Linked DNA regions of Homo sapiens: region 2 is linked to region 1. Evidence: read pairs that join two places in POLR2A ChIA-PET (ENCODE). Cell type or tissue: Panc1. All regions are shown on one strand. Each heading gives the region's core, and the rest is flanking DNA. Links, peaks and the distances in the headings are about the cores only.

Evidence for each region. ChIA-PET counts read pairs that join two places held together with the same protein. Peaks named below come from ENCODE experiments on the same cell type or tissue, not always from the same donor. Only the 100,000 strongest peaks of a DNase experiment are listed, where the experiment ranks them.
Region 2: POLR2A ChIA-PET joins it to region 1 with 6 read pairs; 1 of 35 experiments calls an interaction of 5 or more read pairs at or near these places.

The regions. Positions count from the first base shown.
Region 1 is chr1:15,895,235-15,910,219 of GRCh38, reverse strand. SPEN (spen family transcriptional repressor) reads right to left here. Exons shown (of 15, transcript NM_015001.3): 4 at 739-899. Among named protein-coding and RNA genes, the nearest start is that of SPEN-AS1, 55 kb to the right of the region's middle. RefSeq lists a silencer at 2,440-2,640. In Panc1, for the core only: no CTCF peak of the experiment used is centred there; a DNase peak (open chromatin) is centred at 7,159; H3K27ac peaks cover 1,719 bases.
Region 2 is chr1:15,326,839-15,341,823 of GRCh38, reverse strand. It overlaps FHAD1 (forkhead associated phosphopeptide binding domain 1), which reads right to left. Exons shown (of 34, transcript NM_001391957.1): 12 at 14,682-14,765; 13 at 13,395-13,547; 14 at 12,283-12,478; 15 at 2,273-2,343; 16 at 1-88. It overlaps FHAD1-AS1 (FHAD1 antisense RNA 1), which reads left to right. Exons shown (of 2, transcript NR_148919.1): 2 at 12,144-14,985. It overlaps LOC124903851 (a long non-coding RNA gene), which reads left to right and starts at 898. Exons shown (of 3, transcript XR_007065480.1): 1 at 898-1,444; 2 at 2,861-3,028; 3 at 3,371-7,300. In Panc1, for the core only: no CTCF peak of the experiment used is centred there; DNase peaks (open chromatin) are centred at 1,253 and 3,913; H3K4me3 peaks cover 71 bases; H3K27ac peaks cover 1,708 bases.

The sequences.
Region 1 (14,985 bases), core at 2,499-10,498:
ACATTAGTATCTCAATAACTCTATTCACAAACCTGATACATAAGTTTTTAGGCTATTTTAGTAAATAATTTTTTTTTTTTTTTTTTTTTTTTTTTAGAGACAGAGTCTCGCTCTGTCGCCCAGGCTGGAGTGCAGTGGCCTGACCTCAGCTCACTGCAAACTCCGCCTCCTGGGTTCACGCCATTCTCCTGCCTCAGCCTCCCGAGTAGCTGGGACTACAGACGCCCGCCACCACGCCCAGCTAATTTTTGTATTTTTAGTAGAGACGGGGTTTCACCATGTTAGCCAGGATGGTCTCGATCTCCTGACCTCGTGATCCGCCCGCCTCGGCCTCCCAAAGTGCTGGGATTACAGGCATGAGCCACCGCGCCTGGCCCCTATTTTAGTAAATAATTTAAGCAATCACTGAAATACACTTAGCTAAAAAATACTTAATTTGGTCTTTGTTGGCATGACTATCTACTAATAGTTTTAACTTGTTTACATGCTCAACATGACCAATGTAGGAGTAACAGTATATTACGGTCAGCTGTCAATTAAAAATATTACCAGTAGAGACCACAGAATAGCTTAAGCAGACTTTTCCATTATTCATGGCTTTCCTCATTTAAAACGTTAATATTTCGAAATGGGTTTTCCATTATAATTTTATGCCCAAAGTTATTTCAATGTAATGCAGTATCATACCTCATTCCTCAGTAGTAGCACAGAGGAAAGGACATTCACACAAAATTTTACCTGTAGAGCGTACTGGAAGATTCTGGACCTTGATGCCAAAACTTTTACGGGGCTCATCTTTTTCCAGAGATGAAAGCAACTGGGAAGTGGGTGCAGGGACTGCTGCAGACTGAACTGATCGAGCTGGAGAATCATCACTTGAACTACTGCTGGAATCACTGCTGCAAAAAGGCAACAACAACAAACTTTAGTGAAAAGACAAACAGAAAATGAGCAGCATTAGAAAACTTCTTAAAATAACTAATAGGTCTAAATTTTCAGACTGGAATTTCTGGAGGCCCTGCATTCTACACATCTATCTCGTACTCTACCTTCAGAGGTGGCAGAAGACAATAAATATGCAGGAGCACAAAAGTATAATCTTCATTTACCACCACATACCACCAATGCAAGTGTTGCATTCTATTAATAACTTGAACTTTTTTTTTTCAAATGAAGTAAGACTAGTGAATTCAATTCACTTAGTGTAATAATAATAATAGTGCGTATATGGGTTTGGGATTCAGAGGTCTAGATTCAAATCTTGGATCAGACATATAGCACATGTCCGTGGACAAATCACTTAACACCTTTGAAATGGGTTTCCTATCATAATTTTATGCCTAAAGTTACCACATGGAACACAGGACTATCAGCCAACATAATGAAACTAAATGAAAATAGTATTTCTAAAATTGCATCATACCCAATTTCCCCCAATATCAAGTGTGTAAAATGAAAATAATTATAATAGTACCTATATCACAGGGTTAAGAATTAAATAAAACAGATGGGGCTCAGTGGCTCACGCCTGTAATGCCAGCACTTTAGGAGGCCAAGGCGGGTGAGGTCAAGAAACTGAGATCATCCTGGCCAACATGGTGAAAACCCGTCTCTACTAAAAATATAAAAATTAGCTGGGTGTGGTGGCGTGCGCCTGCAGTCCCAGCCACTCGGGAGGCTGAGGCAGGAGAATGGCGTGAACCTGGGAGGCAGACGTTGCAGTGAGCCAAGATCGCATCACTGCACTCCCGCCTGGGTGACAGAGCAAGACTCCATCTTAGAAAAAAAAAAAGAATTAAAGAAACGCAAAAGTTTAGAGAGTTTGGAATATGACAGGTATCCAATAAATAAAACAGGGCCGGGTGTGGTGGCTCACACCTATAATCCCAGCACTTTGGGAGGCAGAAGTGGCAGGATCGCTCGAAGCCAGGAGTTTGAGACCAGCCTGGGTAACAGAGTCAGGCCTTGTCTTTAAAACAAACAAAACAAACAAATAAATAAATAAATGAAGCAGCACTGCTCAGTTACTGTTAGTAGTAGTAGTAGTAGCACTACTACCTCATGGGTAATTTTTAGGAAAACAATACCCAAAATAATTTTCCAGGTAGGTGCAATTTTTAAATTACTGAAGGACTAATGAATAAATATTATGTAAGTTACTAGATCATGTTACTTTAGGCTTTCTTCACTGTGATAACATGGAAAGGTGAGAGTTAATGAAACTAATCTCTTCAGTTTAATAAAATCCTCAAACAGAAAGAGAGTCAACTGAAGGACAAGAAGGAAATGCTACTTACACAGTCAAATTAAGAAAAAAATACATTTAAATAAGTTTATTATGCCTTACTTCTCTATGCAAGTTCATAGAAAAAAACTTTATTATGCCTAAGAACTATGTGAGAAACATAAAATTCTCTTTTCAGTACTGGACATGCAAGACTTTTGTGGCTTGCTTTTATGGCATTCTCAAATAGGTTAATAAAAAGTTATTTACAGATTTTGCTATCTTTCTGAAATTTTGCTTCATATTCTCCCCCATGTTATAGAGGCCTCACTTTTCAAGCAAATCATTTTGAGTGGTGAATCCATCTTAAGCACACTAGCTACAGGAAAAGACCCAGGGTAGTTTCTGTCTTTGCACTAGAACTACAGCTCTCATATTCAGGACAATCACTAATCCATTCAGACAAATGAGTCCAAGTTTAGGTTGAAAAAAATTTGCTACAGACCTTTTTTTTTCTTTTGAGACACAGTCTCGCTCTGTTGTCCAGGCTGGAGTGCAGTGGTGCGATCGTGGCTCACTGCAACCTCCACCTCTTGGGTTCAAGTGATTCTCGTGCCTCCCGAGTAGCTGGGATTACAGGCACGCACCACCATGCCCAGCTATTTTTTATATTTTTAGTGGAGACAGGGTTTCACCATGTTGCCCAGGTTGGTCTCAAACTCCTGACCTCAAGTGATCCGCCCACCTCAGCCTCCCAATGTGCTGGGAATACAGGCATGAGCCAACACATCCAGCCGCTACAGCATTTTTTTAAAACTAAATAAGTTCTATGTTTTCTTATAGAAAACTAAAGATGTTTCTAGAAAACTAATAATTTACACACCATTTTTAGCTCTCACATGTTAAAGCAATAGATGAAAACTTGACTGGGTGCAGTGGCTTAGTTCCTGTAATCCCACTACTTTGAGGCAGGAGGACTGCTTGAGGCCAGGAGTTCAAAACCAGCCTGGTCAACATAGCAACACCCCATCCCCTACAAAAGAAAAATTAAAAAATTAGCTGGGCATGGTGGCACGTACCTGTAATCCCAGCTACTGGGGAGGCTGAGGCAGAGGATCACGAGCCTAGGAGTTTGAGGTTGCAGTGAGCCATGGTCATACCACTACACTCCAGCCTAGGCAACAGAGAGAGACTCTGTCTCAAAAAAAAAAAAAAAAAAAAAGATGAAAACATGCCGAGTGCAGTGGCTCACGACCGTAATCCCAGCACTCTGGGAGGCCAAGGCAGGTGAATCACTTGCGGCCAGGAGTTCGAGGCTAGCCTGGCCAACATGGTGAAACCTCATCTCTACTAGAAATACAAAAATTAGCCAGGCTTGGTGGCACATGACGTGCCTGTAATCCAAGCTACTCTGGAAGCTGAGGCATGAGAATCACTTGAACCAGGGAGGCAGAAGCTGCATTAAACTCTGATCACACCACTGCACTCCAGCCTGGACAACAGAGCGAGACTGTCTCAAAAAAAAAAAAAAAAAAAAAAAAAGGAAAGAAAGAAAAGAAAAAGAAAGCTTAATAAGGTTATCAGCACTTTCTGATAGTGGTTTGAAATGTAGGAAAATAAACCTCTGTCAGTGCAAACTACTAAGGATAAAGGCCTTGAGATAAAATCATAAGCTGTCATTGCTAGGCCCCTTATCAATGAATTAGGTTTAGCTTTCCCATCTATAAGAAGAAAAAATGTTTGCTGATCATCCAGCAAAAGCAGTGTTACAAGTATTAAGTAAATACTATCCTGAATACGATATTGTCATTGACATTAGGGTTTAATGAAATCAATCTTCTGTTTTTAGCACAGAAGGAAAAAGATACTTGTTATACATGTTAAATACTCCAAGTAATATTAATACAAGATTATTCACAAGGCCACCAGATGACAGTATAGAATATGTTATGTGACTTATCAACTTAGTCAATGGCAATAATCATAAAGTAAACATTAAGGAAAATATTTTAATTACAATACTACCAATATTATATACACCAAATTTCCTTAGCAACAGTGGTTACAGAAGTAAACAATCACGAGCAAAAGCAAAATTTACGGCTATTGAAATCATTAACAAGGGCCGAGCACGGTAGCTCATGCCTGTAATCCCAGCACTTTGGGAGGCTGAGGCAGGCAGATCACGAGGTCAAGAGATCAAGACCATCCTGGCCAACATGGTGAAACCCGGTCTCTACTAAAAATACAAAAAAATTGGCTGGGCATGGTGGCGTGCGTCTGTAGTCCCAGCTACTCGGGAGGCTGAGGCAGGAGAACTGCTTGAACCCGGGAGGTGGAGGTTGCAGTGAGCCAAGATTGCACTACTCCACTCCAGCCTGGGGACAGAGCAAGACTCCATCTCAAAAAAAGAAAAAAGAAATCATTAATAAGGCAACAAAAAGTTCTACACAAGTTTGTATTATAAAAATGAAGGCCAGGCATGGTAGCTAACACCTGTAATCCCAGCACTTTGGGAGGCCAAGGCAGATGGATCACCTGAGGTCAGGAGTTTGAGACCAGCCTGGCCAACATGGTGAAACCCCATCTCTGCTAAAAATACAAAAGTTAGCTGGGCGTGGCAGCTCATGCCTGTAATCCCAGCTACTCAGGAGGCTGAGGCAGGAGAATCGCTTGAACCCGGGAGGCGGAGGTTGCAGTGAGCCGAGATCATGCCATTGCACTCCAGCCTGGGCAACAACAGCAAAACTCCATCTTGAAAAATAAATAAAATAAAATAAAAATAAAAATAAAAATAAAAATGGAGATGGCTGGACGCAGTGGCTCACACCTGTAAGCCCAGCACTTTGGGAGGCTGAAGCAGGTAGATTACCTGAGGTCAGGAGTCTGAGACCAGCCTGGCCAACATGGTGAAATACCATCTGTACTAAAAATAGAAAATTAGCCAGGTGTGGTGGTGTGTGTGTGTAATCCCAGCTACTCCGGAGGCTGAAGCAGGAGAATCACTTGAACCCAAGAGGCAGAGGTCGCAGTGAGCCAAGGTTGCGCCATTGCACTCCAGCCTGGGCAATAAGGGCGAAACTCCGTCTCAAAAAAAAAAAAAAGAGAGAGACAAAGATAATCAATCAATGGTGATAATGCCTTTAAAATAAAGTATAAAAATAATGGCAGAAATCAGATTTATTGTAAACATTTAAACAGATTTATTATAAACATTATCACAGGCCATTATTATAAACATTATTACAGGCACGGTGGCTCATGCCTGTAATCCCAGCACTTTGGGAGGCCGAGTCAGGTGAATCACCTGAGCTCAGAAGTTTGAGACCTCAAAAAAAAAAAAAAAATTATCACACTCTTTTTGGGTGAATCCCCTGCTACCACACCAATTCTGAAACAAGATATAGAATTTAACTTTCAGAATCATCTGCTGAATAATGTGAAGTGGCAACTAGAAGGGGAGACTGGTTTTAAAATTAATTATGAAACAATAAAAATGGTACAAGTTTTTAGTTCACTTTTTTTTTTTTTTTTTTTTTTTTTGAGATGGAGTTTCGCTCTTATTGCCCAGGCTGGAGTGCTGCTCACTGCAACCTCCACCTTCCAGGTTCAAGTGATTCTCCTGCCTCAGCCTCCCAAGTAGTTTGTTGGCCGCCAGGCCCAGGTGATTTTGTATTTTTAGTAGAGACAGGGTTTCACCATGTTGGTGAGGCTGGTCTCGAACTCCTGACCTCAAGTAATCCACCCGCCTTGGCCTCCCAAAGTGCTGGGATTACAGGCATAAGCCACCGCGCTCGGCCTCGAGTTCACATTGTGATATGCTAACCTAAACTACAATGTACCATGGATTTCAAGATCTTGAATCAAAATGAGGGCATGAATGTAGGCCCCTAAATACTTTCAGTCTTACTAAATTGACAGAAGGCCCAAATGCCTGGAATTCTTGTCCATTTTAATTTTTAAAAATTTTTTATGTTCTCAATTTTGTTAGAGCTAAAGAATCACAACAGTTCATCAAAATGCATGATATAGTATTCAGTTGTTTCTTAAAAGCCAAAAATAGTTCATCAGAAGCTAATCTAAGTTGTCTTAAAGAAGTAGTAATAATGGTATATTGACTAATTGTTTTAAGAAAGTGGAATTTACCCAAGCACAACAATATTACATGTTCAATATCAATTAAAAGTATCATTCTAAATAAAGAATTGGAAGCCGGGCACAGTGCATAGTCCCAGCTACTCTGGAGGCTGAGGCAGGAGGATCCCTTGAGCTCAGGAGTTTGAGACCAGCATGCACATGACATGGCAAGACCCCAGTCTTTTCATAAACAACAACAATTTGAGGCCAGGCACAATACTTTGGGAGGCCAAGGCAGGCAGATCACTTGAGCCCAGGAGTTTGAGACCAGCCTGCGCAACAGGACAAAACCCCATCTCTACAAAAAATTAGGCATGGTGGCATGCGCCTGTGGTCCCAGCTCCCTAGGAGTCTAAGGTGGGAGGATTATCTAAGCCCAGGAGGTTGAGGCGTAGTGAGGTGTGATGGTGCCACTGCACTCCAGCCTGGGCTGGAACACAATTTAAAAGAAACCTAGTTCCACTTTTCCTAACCACATTTCCAAAGACAATTAAGGACAAATTATTTCTTATAATTTGTAATTAAGATTATTGAAAAAATGAAGAACCAGATCTGACCAGTATTTCCTTATGAAGAAATATAAGAGTAGGCAACTGGTTACATAACAATTCTTAATAAACGAACAGAATATAGGATGCTAGGATTCTCATAAACCAAATAATGATATCATGCCATCAACTAATCCTATTCCTGCAGCCATTTTACAAACAGAACTACATGAGCATTTGACTCTTACCACTGAAAATGCCAAGGCACTGAGTATGCTATTTATAAGATGACTCAGGGATATATTTGTTAACGTACAAGAGTGACATCCAGTTACTGACTTCTGTATCCCTCTATTATTTGTAAACATTCACTTACGGCAAATATGCATCTATACTGGTTTTTTTTTTAAAGCTGGAAGACTAAAAGACATTTAACCAAATTAAGTTGAGAAACAAAACTCTGGCATAAACCAATATTTTCAGAAAGGAGCGATTAGGGCAATTAGAAAACACTGCAACTAACATAGTTAGAGGGCCCATTTGTCATAACCAGGTATCTCCCTAACCATCAGGTAGCTAATAATTTTTCTCTCCATATAATCAATATATAATTTGGGGTCAAAAGAAAAGATTTTCAATCAGGTTTGGGTGCCCACTGGTCCTTATCTAATTTCTATTAGAATAATCATCTATTTTATTTTAACTTTTATTTATTTTATTTTTTGTAGAGACGGGGTCTTACTTTGTTGCCCAGGCTGATCTCCAATTCCTGGGCTCAAACGACCTTCCCACCTCGGCCTCCAAAAGTGCAGATTATAGGCGTGAGCCACCATTCCTGGCCCATAATCTCTTAAACAGAATGCATCACCACAGCAAGTAATAATACTTCCACATCTCATTTTTTTTATAAGTCCAAATTGTATCTTTCTAGTGCAGCAGTTATCTAAGTGTAAGAGGACCTGTGAGGACCCAAAATCCTTTTAGGAGATCTGTGAGACCTTCCCTATTTCAACTGTGTATCTGTGTGAGGCCAAATTTTCTTCATATACTTCACCCAAAAAACCTTATAATCACAGTTTGAATACAGAATTGGTTATGAGAATCTAACTATCTTACTAAACCAGACGTTTAAAAGATTTTCAGGCCGGGCACAGTGGCTCACGCCTGTAATCCCAGCACTTTGGGAGGCTGAGGCAGGAAGATCACTTGAGGTCAGGAGTTTGAGATCAGCCTGGCCAACATGGCGAAACCCTAACTCTGCTAAAAATACAAATATTAGCGGGGCGTGGTGGCACATGCCTGTAGTCCCAGCTACTTGGGAGGCTAAGGCATGAGAATCGTTTGAACCTGGGAAGTGGAGGTTGCAGCGAGCCGAAATCATGCCACTGCATTCTAGCCTGGGTGACAGAGTAAGACTGTCTCAAAAAAAAAAAAAAAAAAAACTAAATAAATAAGTAAAAAATAAAAGGTTTTCAAAAAATAAAACGTCATTCTCACTAAAATAAAAATTTTAAAGTTTAAATTTCAATACGGCAAATGTCAATAGATACTGTCCACAATAAATGAAAGCCCAATAATTTTAAAATGTAAAGTCAAGCCTAGAAAGTTTTAAAAACAGTTCAGCAGTCTGATGTGACACCATTACCATTTTCAACTCCACCACTTCTGATGTAATCTGAATTTAAGCCTCTTTTGTTGGTGTTTTTTTTTTTTTTTTTTTTGAGATGGAGTCTCACTTTGTCACCCAGGCTGGAGTGCAGTGGCGTGATCTCGGCTCACTGCAACTTCCGATCCCCAGGTTCAAATGATCCCCCCAACTCAGCCTTCTGGGTAGCTGGGACCACAGACCACACGTATGAACCACCACGCCCAGCTATTTTTTTTGTTTGCATTTTTAGTAGAGACAGGGTCTTGCCATGTTGTCTAGGGTGGTCTCGAACTTCTGAGCTCAAGCAATCTGCTGACCTCGGCCTCCTGGCTCATTACAGGCATGAGCCACCACGCCCAGCCTATTTTTTTTTTATTTTTATTTTTTATTTTTTTATTTTTTTTTACCAGACAGAGTCTCTACTCTTTCGCTCAGGCTGGAGTACAGCGGCGCAATCTTGGCTCACTGAAACCCCTGCCTCCCAGGTTCTAGCAATTCTGCTGCCTCAGCCGCCCCTACACCTTTTTTTTTTTTAAGGGACGAGGTATTACTATGTTGCCCAGGCTGGCCTCAAACTCCTGGGCTCAAACGTCCTCCCGTCTCAGTCACCCTAGAAGAAGCTGGAACTACATGCATACACCACCACACCTGACTCAAGCCTCTATTTTTTTTTTACTCCAAAAAATAACAAGGAAATAATCAACTGAGTGACCTGCCAAGACACTTCATTTTGCCTCTCTTAACTTGAATTTCCCTAGCGGTTAGCAGACCTCATGATCTTTCAAGGACCCTACTAGTTTTAGCAGGGTTCTACAACATTTTTGTTGTCACAGTGGGGGTGGGGTGGGGTAGGGTTACTGGCATCTACCAAGTACCCTACAGTGCACAGGAAAGTCCCAACAAAGAGTTCTCTGGTCTCAAATGTGAATAGTGCCAAGACTGAGAAACCCTGGCCTGTATTATTTCTTGGACTGCTTTCCCATCTTTTGAAAAACCAACATGCTAATTTCAAGCTGCAATCCAAACGCAGGATCCTTAACATTGATTATTCTTCCTCATTACTAATGTATCATTTCATAAAAATCTTTGAATTGTAAGAAAAAAATGTAAACTTCTGAAAATCAAACTTCCTCAAGAAGAAGCTGAGATCTAAAACACTCTGGTGTCACTTGATTTTGGACAACCTGATAAAAAGGTAAAGTATAAACAACTTTTTTACAATATTAACTTCACCATTCAAAACCAAGGTCACTACTTTATAGACAAAACCATTTTATAATTTTTAAACAAGTAGTAAGTAAAATATATACAATATTGCTTACTCATACTCTAGTGTAAGGTTTACATCAATGAAAACGATTCCATTCATATTGAAATGGTTTTTACCGCAACAGCTTTCCTTACCGTCAACCTAGGGCCTGAAGGTGGTAGTTTAATATCACAATTAGATTTTTCCTCACCAAAGTACAATGCTCAGAAGAAATTAGAAAAAGGTCTATTTTACACAATAAGGTTAATAGGGTATTTTGCTTTATAATTTTAAGACATTTTTAATTTCGTTTAAAAAGCACACTACAGGCCAGTGGTGGTGGCTCATGCCTGTAATCCCAGCACTTTGGTAGGCCGAGGACGGTGGACCGCCTGAGGTCAGGAGTTCAAGACCACCCTGACCAATATGCTGAAACCCAGTCTCTACTAACAATACAAAAATTAGCCAGGCATGGTGGCATGCAGCTGTAGTCCCAGCTACTCAGGAGGCTGAGGCAGGAGAACTGCTTGAACCTGGGAGGCAGAGGTTGCAGTGAGCCGAGATAGCGCCATTACACTCCAGCCTGGGTGACAGTGACACTCTCTCTCAAAAATAAATAAATAAATAAAATAAAAAAATAAAACAACAACCATAGAAACCACACTACAACTCAACAACAAAAAGCAACCTGATTCAAAACTGGTCAAAGACTTCAAAGACATTTCTCCAAAGATATATAAATGGCAAATAAGCACAAGAAAAAATGCGCAACATCTAATAATTAGGGAAACGCAAATCATAACCATGTGAAACTGGGCTCATACTTGTAGTTGACACTACTTGGGAGCCTGAGGCAGAAGGACAGCATGAGCCCAGGAGTTCGAGTTCAGCATAAACAACACAGGATCTTAAAAAAAAAAAAAAAAAAAAAAAAAACTCTGCCACATGATACATCACTTCACACCCACTAGGATGGCTATTATTAAAAACAAACTGCCGAGCGCAGTGGCTCACGCCTGTAATCCTAGCACTTTGGAAGGGCGAGGCAGGCAGATCACTTGAGCTCAGGAGTTCAAGACCAGCCTGGCCAACATGGCGAAACCCCGTCTCTACAAAAAATTACCAAAAACGATTAGCCAGGCATGGTGGTATGTGCCTGTAGTCCCAGCTACTTGGCGGGGGTGCTGAGTCAGGAAGATGGCTTGAACCTGGGAAGTCAAGGTTGCAGTGGGCCAAAATCGCACCACTACACTGCAGCCTAGATGACAAAGTGAGATCCTGTCTCAAAAAAACAAGCAAACAAAATAACAAATGCAAGGATGTGAAGAAATTGGAACCCTTGTGCATTACTGACGGGAAAGTAAAATGGTACAGCCATGGGGTTCCCCAAACGCTAACTTACCACTGAACCAGCGATTCCACTATGGTTATATACCCAAGAGAAATGAAGACGGGAACTCAACTAGATATTTGTACACTCACATTCATAGCATGTTCAACACCCAAAAGGTGGAAGCAACCCAAGTGTCTATCGACAGATGAGTGAGTCAACAAAATATGGTATACACACAAAATAGAATATTATTCAGCCTTTTAAAGAAAGGAAATTTTGGCTGGGTGCAGTGGCTCACGCCTGTAACCCCAGCACTTTGGGAAGCCAAGGTGGACGGATCACCTGAGATCAGGAATTCAAGACCAGCGTGGCCAACATGGTGAAACCCCATCTCTACTAAAAACACAAAAAAATTAGCCAGGCGGTAGTTGCACATGCCTGTAATCCCAGCTACTCGGGAGGCTGAGGCAGGAGAATCGCTTGAGCCTGGGAGGTGGAGGTTGCAGTGAGCCAAGACTGAGACACTGCACTCTAGCCTGGGCAACAGAGTGAGACTCTGTCTCAAACAAAAAAAAAAAAAAAGAAAAAAAGAAAAAAAAAATTTTGACAAATGCTACATCATGAATGAACCTTGAAGATATTATGCTAAATGAAATAAACCAGCCATACCCAAAAAAGATTGTATGATTCCATTTATAGGAGGTACCTGGAGTAGTCAACTTCATAAAGGCAGAAAGTAGAATGGTGGTTGCCAGGGGCTGGGGGAAAGGGAGAATTGGGAGTTATTATTTAATGGGTATAGAGTTTCAGTTGAGGAAGATGAAAAAGTTCTGGAGATAGATGGTGGTGATGGTTGCAAAATAATGTCAATGTATTTAAGTGCCACTGAACTGAACACTTAAAAGTCGTTAAAATGGTAAATTTTATTTTACACACACACACACACACACACACACACACACACACAAAGATAAATTAAGAAGTAAAATACAAAGTTAGTGGTCACTCTCCTTTGTTCCTTAGAAAAAGATAAGCGATTCCAAACCAGTCAAAGTAAGCTACCTGCTGCTTTTTGCCCACAATGCTCTGCTCAATCAAGGGGTCTCACAGCCTGTCTTTCCCAGGTAAACTTCCTCAGAGATGACATCAGGGCAATGAGTCAGACCTAACTGGTGACTGTGCAACTATTACAAAAGAAACGGGGAAAGCATTGCAGGACTCAACTGTATAAATCATCAATGAAGCCCTTTAGAGCCAAAGTTATTGAAAAGCGATCTAAACTCTTTAAATTTAGGATAGTATTAAGAAAATGCTGTGTTGATACATTAAAAAGCAAAAATGCGGCCAGGTGCAGTGGCTCAAGCCTGTAATCCCAGCACTTTGGGAGGCCGAGGCAGGTGGATCACCTAAGGTCAGGAGTTTGAGACCATCCTGACCAATATGGTGAAACTCCATCTCTACTAAAAAATACAAAAATTAGGCCAGGCGTGGTGGCCCACGCCTGTAATCCCAGCACTTTGAGAGGCCGAGGCGGGGGGATCACCTGAGGTTGGAAGTTTGAAGACCAGCCTGACCAACTTGGAGAAACTCCGCCTCTACTAAAAATACAATATTAGCTGGGTGTGGTGGCTGGTGCCTATAATCCCAGCTACTCAGGATTACAAGCAGGAGAATCGCTTGAACCCAGAAGGCGGAGGTTGCGGTTAGCCGAGACTACGCCACTGCACTCCACCCTGGGCAACAAGAGCGAAACTCCGTCTCAAAAAAAAAAAAAAGAAAGAAAAATTAGCCAGGCATGATGGCGTACGCCTGTAGTCCCAGCTACTCGGGTGGCTGAGACAGGAGAATCGCTTGAACCCAGAAGTGGAGGTTGCAGTGAGCCGAGATTGAACCACTGCACTCCAGCCTGGGCGACAAAGCGAGACTCCATCTCCAAAAAACAAAGTTTTTATTATGTAACCAATATTTTAATTTCAACTTTGTTTGGTCTATCAGATTTCTCCGGTCATCAGAAACTACAAAGATTTCTAACGGGAAAAGAGCTGATATGATAATGATTAACTGAATTAGTAGAGTGAAACTGACAAAGGAAGAAAGCTTTCTCTTACTAGACAAAGCTGGAGGTGGAAAGAGAACCATAACCAACCACCAACACTAATGTTTCTTTTCTTTCACGACAAGGTCTCGCTCTGTCATCCAGGCTGGAGTGCAGAGGTGCACTCATGGCTCACTGCAGCCTCAACCTCCTGGGCTCAAGCAATCCTCCCACCTCAGCCTCCTAAGTAGCTAGGACAACAGGCATGCGCCACCACACCAGGCTAACACTTAAAATTACTTGTAGAGACAGGATCTCACTATGTTGCCCAAGCTAGTAATTTTTCCTCTGATTACAATGACCCTTTATTGCTGATATAAACAACTAATAACACTTCCTAAAGATTACTTAGTACAAAATCTGGACCTCAGAAATTAACTTCTTAAAGCTCTCCTACTATCCATCTAGACTTCACCTCTGAATATTTATAAACATCAAACAAATCTAAACCTTAGGCAGGTACTGGCTCCACTTAAGTAATAAATTAATCAATAGGTAAGATTTAGGCTTAACTAGATTTAGTGTTGATGGTCACTAAAGTGATGGTAAAGGCTGGGCATAGTGGCTCAATCCTGTAACCCCAGCACTTTGGGAGGCCGAGGAGGGTGGATAACCTGAGGTCAGGAGTTTGAGACCAGCCTGACCAATATAGTGAAACCACGTCTCTACAAATAATACAAAAATTTGCCAAGAGTGGTGGCACACGCCTGCAGTCCCAGCTACGTGGGAGGCTGAGACAGGAGAATTGCTTGAATCTGGGAGGCGGAGATTGCAGTGAGCCAAGATCCCGCCACTGCACTCCAGCCTGGGTGACAGAGTGAGACTGTCTCAAAAAAAAAAAAAAAAAAAAAAAAAAAAGTGATGGTAAAATCAAACACAATAATTAATCAGTTTTATTATTCCTCATCTATTCTCAAGTCCAATAGTTTACATAAATGAGAGGAAAAAAATCATTAAAATACTGCATTTTATAAAAGTGCCTTATTTTGGCAGAAAATGCTGTTTAAAATTGTGTTTAAATATGCTTTATGTGGTTAGCATGCTCACAAAAGATTAAGTATAGGCCGGGCATGGTGGCTCACGCCTGTAATCCCAGCACTTTGGGAGGCCGAGACAGGTGGATCACCTGAGGTCAGGAGTTCAAGACTAGCCTGGCCAACATGGAGAAACCCCAACTCTAATAAAAATATAAAAAAAAATTAGCTGGGCACAGTGGCGCATGCCTGTAGTCCCAGCTACTCAGGAGACTGAGTGGGAGAATCGCTTGAACCTGGGAGGCAGAGGTTGCAGTGAGCCGAGATCATGCCACTGCACTCCACCCTGGGCAACAGAGTGATATTCTGTCTCCAAAAAAAAAAAAAAAAAAAGGTTAAGTATAAGTAATTATTTGGGATCCAATTACAGCAGTAGTTAATGTTTTAAAGTTTACTACTATCTTTTGGTAGAGTTAAGCAAAAGGATTATGTTGATCAACAGGGTATCTGGTAGATAATTAAAGCTTACCCAAAAAGAATAAAGGAATATTATTCACCTTTATAAAGGAATGAAATTATGATACATGTGACAAGACAGATGAGCCTTGAAAATATTATGCTAAGTGAAATAAGCCAGACACAAAAGGACAAATGCTGTGTGGTTCCACATATATGGGTACCTAGAGCTGTCAAGAATTCATGAGGACAGAAAGCAGAACAGTAGTCAGCAGAGGCTAAGAGAGGGAGGAATGGGAGTTATTGTTTAATGATAATGGATAGTGGTGATGGTCACACAATATTAATGTACTTAATGGCACAGAACTATACACTTAAAAA
Region 2 (14,985 bases), core at 1-8,000, 570 kb after region 1:
CGTTCAGCTTCTCCTTCTCTGCCAGATGCTCCCGCAGCTTTTCCTGCAGTAAAGACTGCTGAGTTTCCTGAGAACTGTTGAACTTGATCTGAAATGTGAGAAAAGTAAACCGATGCTGATGGGGGACAGGCCTAACTAAAGAGTCTTTCCCCATTTGTTTACCAATTGTTTACCTTTCTGGGTACAAAGGTTTACCCAAAAGTTTCTTAAAATCACAGAACACTACAGCATGCTGTGGTTAAGAATTCAGACTCTGGATCTAGAAAGAATCCCAGCTCTAGTTGTTTCTAGATGCTTCCTCATTTAGAAAATGAAGTTAATAACAGTATTGATCTTTTAGAGTTGTGAGGATTAAGTGAGATAATGATGGAAAGCTTTTAGCACAGTGCTGAGCACATAGTAGGTGTTCAGTAAGTGGTAGGTGGGTGTGAGGAAAAAAAGCAGTCATGTAGGAGCCAGGACGCTTGAACATTTGTCTTGATTCTTCACCCATTAGCTGTGTGACACTGAAATTGTCCTTATCTGAAAAATAAGGAGAAGGGACTAGACCAGGGGTTGACAAACTACAGCCCACAGGCCAAATCGGGCCCACTGCATACTTTTGTAAATAAGGTGGTGTTTTTGTTTTGTTTTGTTTTTTTTGAGATGGTGTCTTGCTCTGTCGCCCAGGCTGCAGTGCAGGGGCACAATCTTGGTTCCCCGCAACCTCTGCCTCCCGGGTTCAAGTGATTCTCCTGCCTCAGCCTCCTGAGTGGCTGAGATTACAGGTGCCCACCACCACACCTGGCTAATTTTGGTATTTTTAGTAGAGATGGGGTTTTACCATGTTGGCCAGGCTGGTCTCGAACTCCTGACCTCAGGTGATCCACCCGCCTCAGCCTCCCAAAGCGCTGGGATTACAGGCATGAGCCACCGTGCCCGCCGTAAATAAAGTTTTATTGGAACAGTGCCATGCTTATCATGTCCATTGCTTACATATTGTCTATGGCTACTTTCATTTTACCATAGCAGAGTGGAAGAGGTATGAATATGGTCTGCAAAGCATAAAATATTTACCATCTGGCCCTTTACAGAGAAAGTTGCCAATCCCTGGACTCAAGCCTCTGTGGCTGATTGGCATGGTGGTCCCTTCTTTACCCCACTCTATCCATGTCTAGGGCTATGTAACTTGCAGTGCCCGCCCATATTTTGCCTCCAGACACTGAACTCAGCCATGTGACTTGTTCTGGCCAATGGGATCTTAGCAGACATAACACAAGCAGAAGGTTGAAAAACACTATGTGATTGGGCCACTTTCTTTTATACCTCGTAGTCTCCATGAGAACAGCCTAGGCTTGCTTGCTGGGGGATGAGAGACACAGGGAGCTGAGTCACTCCAGCTGAGGCCAGTCTAGATCAACCAAAGGCCAGCTAACACCCAGACAAGTGGGTGGGCCCATCCAAGGTCAGCAGAGCCGCCTTGCCACTGACCCCAGACACGTGAGGAGTAAATAGCAATTGCTGAATGCCGCTGAAGTTTTGTGGTTGTTTATTATATAATACTATTATGGCAATAGCTATCAGAATGATATAACCCGTAAAGCTCATTTGCCTCTAGAATATTTCTTTTCTTTTAGTAATTCTGCTGCCTGTGCTATAGATAGCTGTACTTTGTCCACTGGATTTAGTAAACACAGTTTTCAAAATCTGATGGCATTAAGGCTGGTGCAGTGGCTCACGCCTGTAATCCCAGCACTTTGGGAAGCTGAGGTGGGTGGATCACTTGAGGTCAGGAGTTCAAGACCAGCCTGGCCAACATAATGAAACCCTGTCTCTACTAAAAATACAAAAATTAGCAACACATGGTGGCAGGCGCCTGTAATCCCAGCTACTCAGAAAGCTGAAGCAGGAGAATCACTTGAACCCGGGAGGCAGAGGTTGCAATGAGCCGAGATTGCACCACTGTACTCCAGTCTGGGCAACAGAGCGAGACTCAAAAAAAAAAAATCTGATGGCATTAAGTCTTCTGGGCCTTTGACAGAGGAAAACAAACAGTGTGGTTGGCCCAGGAGGCCAGAGGGCAGCACCCTGTCATTGTCCTTACCCTCCTGGGAGATCTTAGCCAACCTTTTCTGTACCTCTTTGTGTGCAAATGAAGAAATCATTTCACCTATTGGAGGGTGTGGACTGGACTAGCTGATAAAGAAAAAACAGGTTTCAAATGCACAGTGCTATATAAATGCCAACCAGGGGCCGAAATGAACTTTGGAAAAAAAGAAATTAAAAGAATTACCTGAAGTTCCTGGGCCTGGCTCATAAGTTTTTTATAATGTTCCAGAAGATATATCAGATACAAAGAGAACCCTTAAAAAAAGAGAAGCAGGAAGAATGTAAGTATCAATTCAACTCCAAAGCTTGCAGACAGGTGGATGAAAGCAACGTTGCCATCCCATCAAAACAACGTGAGCTGCCATCCAACCTGTGGTTTTAAAGTAGTTGATAAGCAGCCGGGCACGGTGGCTTAGGCTGGGCATGGAGGTTCACACCTGTAACCCCAGCACTTTGGGAGGCTGAGATGGGCAGATCACCTGAGGTCAGGAGCTCGAGACTAGCCTGGCTGGCCAGCGTGATAAAACCCCATCTCCACTAAAAATACAAAAACTAGCTGGGTGTGGTGGCGCATGTTTGTAATTCCAGCTACTTGGGAGGCTGAGGCATGAGAATCGCTTGAAACTGGAAGGCAGAGGTTGCAGTGAGCCCAGATTGTGCCACTGCATTCCCGCTCAGGTGACAGAGCGAGACTCAGTCTCAAAAAAATAAAAATAAAAATAAAGTAGTTGATAAGCCTTGGTTGAGCTCACATCCAACTTTCTTTTTGGAGGTGGAAAACAACCCATCAACAGAACACCTATTTACTGTCTACTGTGTGTGAAGCATGGTGCTGAGTGTGGGGGATGGTCTAAAGCCAAGACCTCCAGGGGCTTACAGTTCAGTCCGAAAGACAAGGTGTAAATGCCTGCTGGAAACATGCAGTGACCCCAGGTGGCATGTGAGTGACTGCTGAAGGAGAGGGGAGGGTGAGGGTGTCAGAGGAGGGGGAGATCATTCACCTGGAGTGAGCGAGTAAGACCACTTGGTTGAAGAACTACTGGGTGTGGATGCTGTTGGGTGGGCAGAATTCAGAGAGCCGGGGGAGGGCGCTTCAGAACAGGGGTGCGCGGGGCTGAATGATGACCCCCTACGATTCCAGGTCCGAATCCCTGGAACCTGTGGGTGTGACCGTACAGGGCAAAAAGAGCTTGGCAAATACGATTAAGTTAAGGATTTCGAGATGGGGTGTTATCCTGGATTATCTGGGTGGACCCAATGTCATCACATGGCTTCTTATAAGGAGACAGACGGAGGCTTGACCACAGACAGAGGGGAAGGTGATGTGATGGAAGCAGAGACTGGAAGATGCCACATCGCTGGCTTTGAAGATGGAGGAAGGGGCCATGAGCCAAGGAATGCAAGGAATGAAGCTCTAGAGGCTGAAGAAGGCCAGGAAACGGATACTGCTCTAGAGCCTCCGGAAGGAACTTTAGCCCAGTGAAACTGAATTAATCCTGAATGCTAAGAGAATAATGTGTTGTTTTAAGCCAGTCTCTTGTGGTCATTTGTTACAATAGTCACAGGAAGCCACAGTTTCACACCGGGATGTGGGGGTGGTGGGGGTGGGATTTGGAAAAGGCAGTGCTCCTCCCGGGAAGTGCTGAGCTTACTTGGGCTGGAGTAGATGATGGGAGAGGGAGGAGCAGACAGTGGAGGAGGCATGGAAGGGTGAGGTCAAGCCGTGACACTCCTGAAACCGTCGGCTTGAGAGAGGAAACTTGATTTAAACATGACTGAAATGTGCCCAGTGGGTCCCCAATTTATAGATGAGGCAGTGGCGTTCTGAGACGCAGGCCTGCCCAACGCCACACAGCAGGCCAGTGGTTGAGCCAAGACTAATTGGTGTGACTCGAGGTCTGAGTCACTCCTATTCCAGCGGCTGACAGAACAGTGAAGTGGCCTGATGAAGAGCGTTGTTTTTTTTTTTAAAGAAAAATAGCTGGGCTGCATTCGAGAGGCTGGAGCTGGCAGGGTTTCTTTGCTGGAGCACTGCTGCTATGTCGGGCCGTATTGCTGGTATTGCACTGCTGATATTGTCAAGTCTTTGCTGTTGGGGCTGTCTTAGGCATTGTGGGATGGTTAGTAGCATTCCTGGTCTCTACCCACTGGATGCCAGGGGCACCCCTACTCACCCCACCCCAGTTTTGACAACCAAAAATGTCGCCAGACGATCCTGGATGTTGCCTGTGATAAGCTCCCCTCCTCTGAGTGAGAGGCAGGGAGCTCCGCTAAGGGCCCGAGAGACGCCCAGGTATTCAGTGCTGATCCTCTAACTGAGGGTGGGAGAAGTGAGGATGAGAGGGAAGAAAGGGAAAGCCTTTTAAAGGGGTAGAATGGTGGCCTCGTCATCAGACGGGAGAGAGACAGGTTGGGGTTGCGGTGGGGTGTGGCAGGGAGAGAGAAGGAGCCCCCAGGCTGTTTCAGACATGCTGAATTTGAGGCACTGGCAGGACTCTGGGGAGGGAGGGTCAGCAGAGAGCCGGACATGCCAATCGGTAATGCCGGCCCAGCCCAGCCCATCCAGGGTCCTTGTGTGAATGAAGAAAGAGGCCCCCTTCCTCCTGGTGGCCATGGCCCCTGGCCAGGGACCCCACCTACTGCCTTGGCTGGACTCCCTGCACCACTTTCCTGGCAGCCCCTCCTGCAGAGGCGTCCGTGTGGAAAACACATAGGAGTGGCTGGGGAAGCCCGGAAGTGCAGAGTTTCTTCATGAGAAAGGAGATGGGGTGGACCAAGGGCTGACTGCACAGGAGAAAACACCCTCGTTAGGGATAGGAGTTGGTGAAGGGGGCTGCTGGGAATGAATGGAAAAGATCAGGAGGGAAGCAGAGCGCCTAAAGGGTTTCAAAAAAGAGAATGAAGAGCGTTGGGCAGGTCAGAGACACAGTCCCCGAGAGGGTGGTGGCCTAGTCAGTGCTGCAGGGGGCCCGTGTCAGTTACTTGGCAGAAAGGCCAAGAAGCTGGCAATGAAGACCGAGGGTGCAACACGCTTCTTAAAGATCACAGGTGAAGACAGGAGTAAGAGCAATTGAAAAGGAGCGAAAGAAGCGATGGATTCCAGAGAAGAATGATTTTTTTCAGGATGGTACAGCCATCTTGAAGTGCCCCTTTGATGGCAAAGGGAAGGAACTAAGAGGAAAAGAAAGGCCGCTGACGCCAAAGAAAGAAGAATTTGTGCACAAGGTCCCTGGGAAGGAGAGGAAAGGGGAGACAGGGCAGGGTACGTGCTGCATGTAGGAGGAAGACCTAGTGGGGATAATGGAGGGAAGGAATAAAAGGTGGGCCAAGAGAGAAAAAGGAAGTGAGGAGAACATGTTCTTGTGTGGGGCAATGCACCATTCGGAGGATTTCCAGCACAGAAGCGTGAGAACAGCAATATTATAATAATAGCAGACCTGGTGCGTGCCAGTGCTATGCCAAGAGTTTGATACGTTTTTCTAATCATTATAAACAACCTGGTAAGGAAGTATGTTCATATTTATAGGTGAAACGACAGAAGCTCCCCAAGGTTAAGCTACAGAGCTGGTAAGTGTTAGAATCAGAATTCAGACCTAGATCTGTCAATCTCTTTTCAAAGGGTTTGGAGGCTTGAGAGTACAGGGTTGGGTTGGTGCGTTGGAGAGGTGCATTGCAAGGATACCAAGATGGCGGAGGAGGTGAGATGGCCGGGCTGACATTGGCTTGGCCCACTGGACCTGGTGAATACAGGGATTTGTGGAGGCTCTGTTGGGATGAGTCTGGGATTTTGCTCGGCTGCAACGTGTGACCCAGGAATCAAAGGGGAAGGATGAAATCATGGTTGGGATCTGAGGAGGACTAAGGGGAGAGGTAGCTGAGGATGCTGAAGGGGAGGCCAGTATTTGATCACATTTCTATTTCTAGATTAGATGACTAACTGTAATCATAATGGGGATTTTGCTCTTTGGGGGAAGGAACAAGTCTTTCTTATACTTCTGTTTACAAAAGTTATAAATGTTGGTTATAAAAACCCAAATGTTACAGAAATTCATAATGTGGGAAGTGTTTGCCACTGCGTCTTCATGTTCTGCACAGTGGCTGGCACACAGGGGCCCTCAATGAACAGTTGTTGAACAACTGAATGGAAGTCAAGGTCCAGTGCAATCCCACCCTGCTGGGATAATACTCCTAACAGTTTGATGTCTTTTTCTCAAGGTTGTTCTTTTGCTCAGATACTGACATTTAAAAAAAAAAAAAGCACACCAAGCATATTGTATTGCAACTTGCTTTCTTTTCAGTTAAAGACACAGTGTATCTTGGATAGTTGAGTGATTTGCCATGCATGCAAGAAGAGTCTTTTATTTGTAACAAAGTCTTGCAGAAATAGACACAAACGACGGAGCTTGCAGAGAAAAATGTAAAAAATCCTTTCCTTCCCTTATCAGAGGAACCCTGAGAAACCAGGCAGGAGGAGTATTCAGCTGACTTTCAAGGTGCCGCCTAAACATTCTTATCCTCCCAGCTGAACCACACAGCAAATCCTCCACCCTTCCGAACACACTGGACCCCAGCAGGCCTCACCTTGTGGGCTGCACGTGACATCTCCCAACAACACCACAAGTCATTTCCCTGACGTTTACCCCGCCTGGATTCCCCTGGGGGATTCGTTTCAGGATTTCCATCCTAGTTTGTGACGCGTGTTTTATCTCTTAGGAGGATGTTCTAAAAGGCAGGTAGCCTGGTGGTCAAGAGCAGGGAGTTTGAGGTTGGAGGGGCGTGGACTGAGTTGCAGCTTGGCCACTTGGCAGCCGGGACCCGAGGCCCACTGTCAGATTCTAAGGAGGAGGCCTCTAGAAAGGGCTCTTGGCTTCAACCCAACTGAGGGCTTAGGGCTAAAGAAACCCCATTTGCTGCTAAATGGAGACAGGGCAGAGGCTCCAGAGGATGTTACCTGGGTGCAAGTAAACCAGGCTATGCGGTCCACATGCCTACCTGCCTGGTGGCTACCCATGTTTAGGTCAGATGAAGTCAACCAGTATTTGAGGCTGACGATGACAGCAGCCCCCACCGATTACGAGCTAACTGTGACCAGCACTGCCATGCATGTATCCCATCACTCAGTCCTCATATGCCGCTAGGAGACTGGATGGCCATTTCACGAGCAAGTAAATGGAGGCGCAGCCACGTCACGTAACTGCCCACACAGCTAGTAGGTGCACAGCTGAAATTCAAGCCTTGGCAGTGGTACCCAGAGTCCCAGCTTGGAACATCACTGTGATACAAATGGGGCTTTCTGTGGTTATGGCTCAGGGTAGGAATCAGATGCGGTTTAGCTTAGGGAAAGACAACTCTTAGCTCTGTCACTGCCTGAGCCGATGACAGCACCCATTCTCTAGGGACTGGGCATGTGCCTGGTACATTGCTGCATTGTCAGAGGAAGTGTGTATGTGTGCAGGGGGTGGGGGTGAAGGGGCAGGGGGTCATAGGGAAGACACAGGTGTTAGGGTCACAAAGACCTCAGTTTGAGTCTTAACCCTAATGTACCAGCTGTGTGACTCTGGGCAACTTTTTAACGTTACTGTGTCTCAGTTTCTTTACTTTTCAAATGAAGGCTGGGCGCAGTGGCTCACGCTGGTAATACCAGCACTTTGGGAGTTGAGTGGGTTGATTGAGCCCAGGAATTTGAGACCAGTTTGGGCAACATGACGAAACCGCGTCTCTACAAAAAACACAAAAATTAGGTGGCGTGGTGGCACACGCCTGTAGTCCCAGCTACTTGGGAGGCTGAGGTGGAAGGATCGCTTGAGCCTGGGAGATGGAGATTGCAATGAGCTGAAATCATGCCACTGCACTCCAGTCTGGGCAACAACGCAAGACTTTTACTCAAAAAAAAAAAAAAAAAAAAAAAAAAGATAAATAAAATAAAGATGGTAATCATACCTGCCTCACTGGGTAGGTGGGAGGATAAAAGTACACAATGCGTGTGAAACACCGAACACAGTGCTAAATCCCCAGGAGGAGCTAAACAACCCATGCTTTCTACCCTTCTCTTAGGAGCTAGAAACGCAGGCAGCTCCTGGGAGTGTGCAGGATGGCGATGAATAGACTGGGGACTCCCTGTCAGCCTCTGTAACATGAAGTGCCTCAAATCACCTTATCCTGGTGGAGTAATGAGAAAACCAGCTTTGAGCCAGTTTCCTCATTTCTAAAATGAGGAAAATGGGCAAATTATTAACTCATAGAATTACTGTGAGGATGAAATGAGATCATGTGTATAAAATGCTGAGAACCGTATCTAGAATATAAGTCCTCAGTGATGAATGACTATCATCGTCACCATAATCACCATCATCACCATCATCATCGCCCTCCTCCTTCCTCCTCTTCCCTCCTCCTCCCCATCCTTCCTCCTCATCTTCCTCTTCCCGCTCCTCCTTCTGGATTAGCTCTGGGCTAGGAATTAGGTACAAGAGTAGAGAATATGGGGCATACGCTAGCTTACCCTTTTCTTTTAGTCTTTTGGGCGCTTGACGTAATATTGCTTGTATTAGAAGAGAAAATGCCTTTTACCATCAACTTCCTCTTCTGCTGAGTGGACAAAAGATGGGCCCTGCTTACTGAACTTTCTGTTATTCTCTATTCTTTTTTTCCTGAGTTCTTAGAACCAACTAGTTGTAATCACAGAATATGTAGCCAGCAGACCACCGTTTCCCCAATGACTGTTCCATGGAACATTATTCCAAGAGGTTAGTTGGGGGCGGGGCAAGGGCATCAAGAAAGGAGACCAGTAGTTTGGAAATACTGTTTTCTTTATCCCCTTCTTGTTGACCCAGGGTGCGTGTTAACAAGGGAGGGATTCTGCAGAAACCTGCTTAATGTTGTTCAAATCTCACGACTCCATGAAGTCAGGAGAAGAAAATGGCTGGTCTGAGGAATGCTTGCCTAAAATCAGTCTTTCTTAGCCCTGCTGGAATTACTGGCCTGAAAGCTTAACTTTACAATCCGTGTTTATTTATTTTTAGACAAGGTCTCACTATCACACAGGCTGCAGTGCAGTGGAGTAATCATAGCTCACTGCAGCCTTGAAATCTTAGCCTCAAGGGATTCTCCTGGCTCAGCCTCATGAGTAGCTGGGACTACAGGCCTGTGCCACCATGCCTGGCTAATTTATTATTATTTTTTAAATTTTTTGGAGATGAGGGGTTTCACGATGTTGCCCAGGTTGGTCTTGAACTTCAAGCCTTAAATGATCCTCCTGCCTCAGCCTCTTATGTTGATGGGATCACAGGCATGAGCCACTACACCTGGCAACAACCCACATTTCTTAACAATAATATATGACTAGATTTATAGACTTAGTCTAGATGACTAAAATGGTCTTGGGAGTGGGAAGGGGACAGTGCACACGTAGCTTGGCTCTATTATTGCCAGGATGGAGATCATGGTCTTTGTTTTAGTTCCAGTCTTGAAGAACAACGAGAACTCTGCTCCATGTTTTACCTTATTTCAAGTAAGCTCACGACTCTGCCTTGATTGCAAGAACAGTAACGCTCTCTGCTATATGATGAGGGGAAGGTTCCTACATAAAAATTAATGTTGGTTTTGCTTTTGCTTTTTAAGAATGTTACCCCACCTTCTGGATACTTTGGAAGCATCCTGCTGCAGATGTTGAAGTGCCAGGGTTGAAAATCACTTCTCTATTCTTATTCATTGTGGAAAGAATATAAAATTGATGCAGGCTCTCTGGAGGGTGATTTGGCAAGAAGGAGTAGCAACAAGCTTCAAAATGTTGGAGTTCCTTAAGGTGCGGCCCTGTGCTCTTTCCCTTCTCTCTCGTTACTTTCATGTAGGTCATGAGCTTACATGACATCAGGCAAAACATGGAGCAAAGTTCTCTGGCTGTTCTTCAAGACTGAAGAATAAATAATCTTCCTAACTGATACCATTCATATCTATGGCTTTAATCTTCCTTCCTTCCTGCCTGCTTGCCTGCTTGCCTGCCTTCCTGCCTTCCCTCCTGCCTTCCTTCCTGCCTTCCCTCCTGCCTTCCTTCCTGCCTTCCCTCCTGCCTTCCCTCCTGCCTTCCTTCCTGCCTTCCTGTCTTCTATCCATCCATTCATCCACCCACAGACCCACCCACCCTTCTATCCACCCACCCTTCCTCCCATCCATCCACCCACCCACCCACACTTCCATCCATCCTTTCATCCATCCATCCATCCATCCATCCATCCATCCATCCATCCATCAATCCACCCACCCACCCACTCACCCTTCCATCCATTCTTTCTTCCACCCGTCCGTCCATCCATCCATCCACCCACCCACCAATGCTTCCATCCATCCTTTCTTCCATCCGTCCGTCCATCCATCCATCTGCACTTCCTTCCATCCATCCCTCCAACCCACAGATATGTATTAGGCCCCCGCTGTGTGGCACATGCTCTCTGGGTGCTGAGGATACATCATTATTACCTATCCCCAGACAAGACACCTGGGGAAACAGCTGTCTCTTGGGCATCTCATCTTAGATGTCTCACAGGCACCTCACACTCCTCTTCCCCCTCAAACCTGGGCCTCATCCTGCATTCCTTGCTCTGAGTTTTAGCAAAGAAATCACATCCGTCTTTTACACACACCAGAAACCTAGAGGTCTTGTTGACTCTCTGTCACTTTCCTTCCAACCATCCAGTCCTACCACTGAGGCCTGTTGATTTACCTCTTACTCGCCCCTGAATCTTCTTTCTCCATCCCCACCCTGCCCTAGGGTGGCCTTGTCATCTCTTACGGCAGCCCGCCAAGTGGCTCCTGGGGCACCATGCTGCCCACCCTCCAGGACGTTGTCCACTTGCCACCAAGATGATTGTCTCAGAATGCAAGCCTGTCCAGCTCCTTACTTAAGGCCTTTCACAGGCTTCTCTCTGCCCTTAGAATAAAGCTTCTTATCAGGGCCCTGCGAGACCCCACATGCATGGCCCTGGGAAGCTCCCATTTCTGTTAGCCCCTTGTGCTCTCCATGCTCCCCTGCCACCACGCTGCTCCTGTACTCAGAATGCTCTCTCCCCTTTCTTTGGCAACAACTCCGATGCATCCTGCAGATGCCCTGCTCTCCCTGACCAGATCGAACCCTGCACTTCATAGCAATTGTCACCACTCAACTTTCATGTTTGTTCGAGTGATTTTCCCATTAATGCCCACCTCATCCTTCCCCCTGAGACCATAAGCTCTTGGAGGGCCTGTTTTTTTCCCCAGTATTTTATTATAAAAAATTTCAAATGTATGGACATATTGGAAGAATTTTACAGTGAACCATATACCCATGACCTGATTCTACCTGTTCCTGACCCCGTTACGTCTCTGCCCTGCACAACATGTGGCCTCTGGTAAGCATGCATGCAATCACTATTTGTTGAAAGAAAGTGATTCATACCTCTCCACCTCTAGGAGAATAAAGATAATATGAGCAGGTATGTGTGCAACAATGTTCATCCCAGCATGATTTATGAGTGTGAAAAACTGGAAATCACCTAAGTGCCCATGATAGGGGATTGTCTAAAACAATGGCACATCCTACACAATGGAATCAGTAACTGCCGTCGGTAACAGCGATGATGTAGGTCTGTGTCTACTGACATGGATGACGTACCATTAGGAATAAACCAAAGAAAATCGAGGGTAACGTGACACTATTTTTTTGTCAAATTAAAAGTCAATAAACATTCAGTAATGCCTATTGTGTGCCAGGTACTATTCCAAGTACTTTCCATATATTCATGCATTTTAATGATCACAACAGCCCTAAAGGGTGGGTACTCCCTATTAGCCTCATTTTACAGATAGGGAAACTGAGGCATAGACAGGGTAAGTCACTTGCCTGGAATCACGCGGTTATTTCCATGGGAAAATGCCTTGGAGGTTAAACAGCGTAATTAGACTTTGCATAATTTCGATTTAATTTTCCTTTTGCCTCTGTTTTGTTTCATTTTTCTTCAGTTATCGTGTCTCACTTGTATGTGTGTGTTTTTTTTTTTAATGGAAAATTACGCCTCAAGCAGAGAAGCAGGGGGTTCTGGAGAAGGGAATAGACTTGGCCAGATACCCAGGAAGACTTCCTCAACAGATGTCCCATCATGCTGAGATTCAACGCGACATTTTAGAGTCATGCAACCATGTGAGAAAAAAAGTCCCAGTAACCTTTGTTGGGGCTGGAGGGCAGGATCCCGAGGTCCCGGAGGAGCTGCTCCACCTCCTCCAGCCAGGACAGCGCGTGCCTCAGGACGTCCAGCACCACCTTCTGGAGCCCCGAGACAGGTGGGCTCACCTGGAGGTGCTGAAGAAGGTCGACCTCCTTCTTCAGGTCATGGCTGCAACAGGATATTTTCATGCAAGCCTGCAAAGAGGTGAGATCATGAGGAGCCCAGGCCCTGTGGCCAGAAATAGCCCCTGACGTGACCTTCGAGGAACAGCGTTCTTGACTCTGCCACGAAGCAGGCAGCGCCACGTATTGGCCGCCTTGGGAGGACTCAGTTTTTTTCTTTTTTAAAATTTTTATGTTTTGACAGGTTTTTTTTTAATACTCTAATTTGGACTTTTGATGGTCAAAGCGAACCCCCTTTTAGGTCTATGAAACCCCAGAGCCAAAGTACCATCAACAGTTTGGCTGCAATGAGAAGCAAATGTGGCTACTTCTTTTTTCCATTCGTCAGAATTCCTGCCAAGATCAACACACAAGCTGGTCGGAAAGCGTGGTTTCCTGATTTGAAAGAGTGCTGACAAGCCAGCATTTGCACAAACTCCCCAAACAGGAGCTGCTGATTTCCAGAGAAAGCAGAAGCCACCGCCTGCTCTGATAAGCCATGTCCCAGGGTGGGGGCCGCAGGGCTGTGGCCAAGTCCTCCCGTCCCTGCTCCTCCAGAGTCAAAAGCAACGGTGTGGAAACCGCCTTTTGTGGCTGGGCCAAAACAAGAAAATGCAAATAAAAAGCAGGAATGTTTCTTTGGTTTCTCTGGAAATAACATAGGGGCTATGAAAACAATTTCTTTTTGGCTGGGGATGCGGGCCGCTCAAAGTCAGTAATTGAAGATGCTCAGGCATCTTTTTTGGACACGCCAAGTTCTCCCGGGAGGCATTTTTTTAGGCCCTTTGTTTTTTCTTCTCCAACAAGTTTCTCCAACAAGAGGAAAAAGTGGATAGAAAAGCCAAGCATTTCTGCCCAACTTGCTCCAAAAAAGCTGGGCAATTTCCCAAATAAGCCGCACAAAAATTAGACAAAGAGACCATTTGTGGAAAGCGTAAGGAGGGGCCACCTGGCAGCTGTCCAGCGACGTCCTCAGCTTCTCGATGTTCTCGGTGGTCTCCTCCTGCTTGGAGTTGCTCAGCTGGGTCTCTTTCTGGAGGGTCCACTTTTTCTGCTGAAAATTGATGTTGTCCTCAGTGACCTGGGTAATTTTCTCTATTAACTGGTGAGAAAAAGAAAAAGGAAAAAAAAAAAAAAGATGTAACATACAGGGGTGGGGGGCCCTGAGGGAAGGGGAATGGGAGAGGGGAGAGATGCAACTTAAGTCCCTGTCTAAGCACGGGAGGACAGAGGTCCTGATATGTCTTGGTGATGGCTGTCAAGGGGGACGTTGGTCCTGTCACCAGGGAATGAGTCCCAGAATCAGAGATTCTCTTTTCTTTTTTCTTTTCTTTTTTTTTTTTTTGCGACGGAGTTTCACTCTTGTTGCCCAGGCTGGAGTGCAATGGTTTGATCTCGGCTCACCGCAACCTCCGCCTCCTGGGTTCAAGCGATTCTCCTGCCTCAGCCTCTGAAGTAGCTGAGATTACAGGCACGCGCCACCATGCCCGGCTAATTTTGTATTTTTAATAGAGATGGGGTTTTACCATGTTGGTCAGGCTGGTTTCGAACTCCCGACCTGAGGTGATCCACCCGCCTCGGCCTCTCAAAGTGCTGGCATTACAGGCATGAGCCACCACTCCTTGCCGATCAGAGATTATTTTTATGATCCAAAGGCCTGTCTTGTGGCCCTGAGTTTGTTCCAGATTCTTCTGTGTTGTATAGGGATTCAGAACACTGAGCCTGATATTATGGGCTCATAAGCAGCAGGTCAGGTTCTCCCACACCCACTGAGAGCAGCCCACGGCACATTTTCCCATCTGTGCTTTGACACAGGGGGCTAGAAAGTGTAGTGGAAGAACAGCAAGGCAATCATTACAGCCAGACATCCACCCTCACTGCCACTGTCAACTTTTCTCCTCTGAAGGAACGCGCCAGAACGCACTGGCTGTGGGGAGGCGGCTCCCTTTCTCCCAGTGCTAATGGAGGCGAAACATGCATGTCTGGAGACCAGAAGTAAGCCCGAATGGTTTAATTTGATTTTCACAGACACATTTCAAGGGAGTTTTAACTGGCTTTTACTTTAAAAGCCAGGAAATCCCATAAAATCAAAACAAATCTTTATGGTGTAGCAACAGTGTGAAAAATATGCCACCAACAAAAACAGAAACATATGCTCCCAGGGTCTGGAATCCAGATCCACGAAGAAGAAGAAGAGGAAAGTGAAGGAGCCACGTGGCAGGGACGGCAGACTAACCTGTTGGTCGGTGACGGGCTTGTCCCGGAACGGCTTCGCCCGTCCATAGGTGGCCTTGATGACTTGACTTCTGAAGTGCTCCAGCTGCAGCAGAGAGGGGGCAACAGTGTCAGGGGGTCAGCAGGGGCCGGCAAGTGGGGGCAGCGTTTCCATGGCAGGGTGCGGGAAACACCACTTAGCAGGGTTTGCACGCCTGAATGACCATTCCGCGTTATCAGAATCTTCACCGCTCACGGGGAGTGGCGGGACCCACAGAAGAAAAGAGAACAGCAGGCTTTAATTACTTTTTAGGCACGCCTGCCTA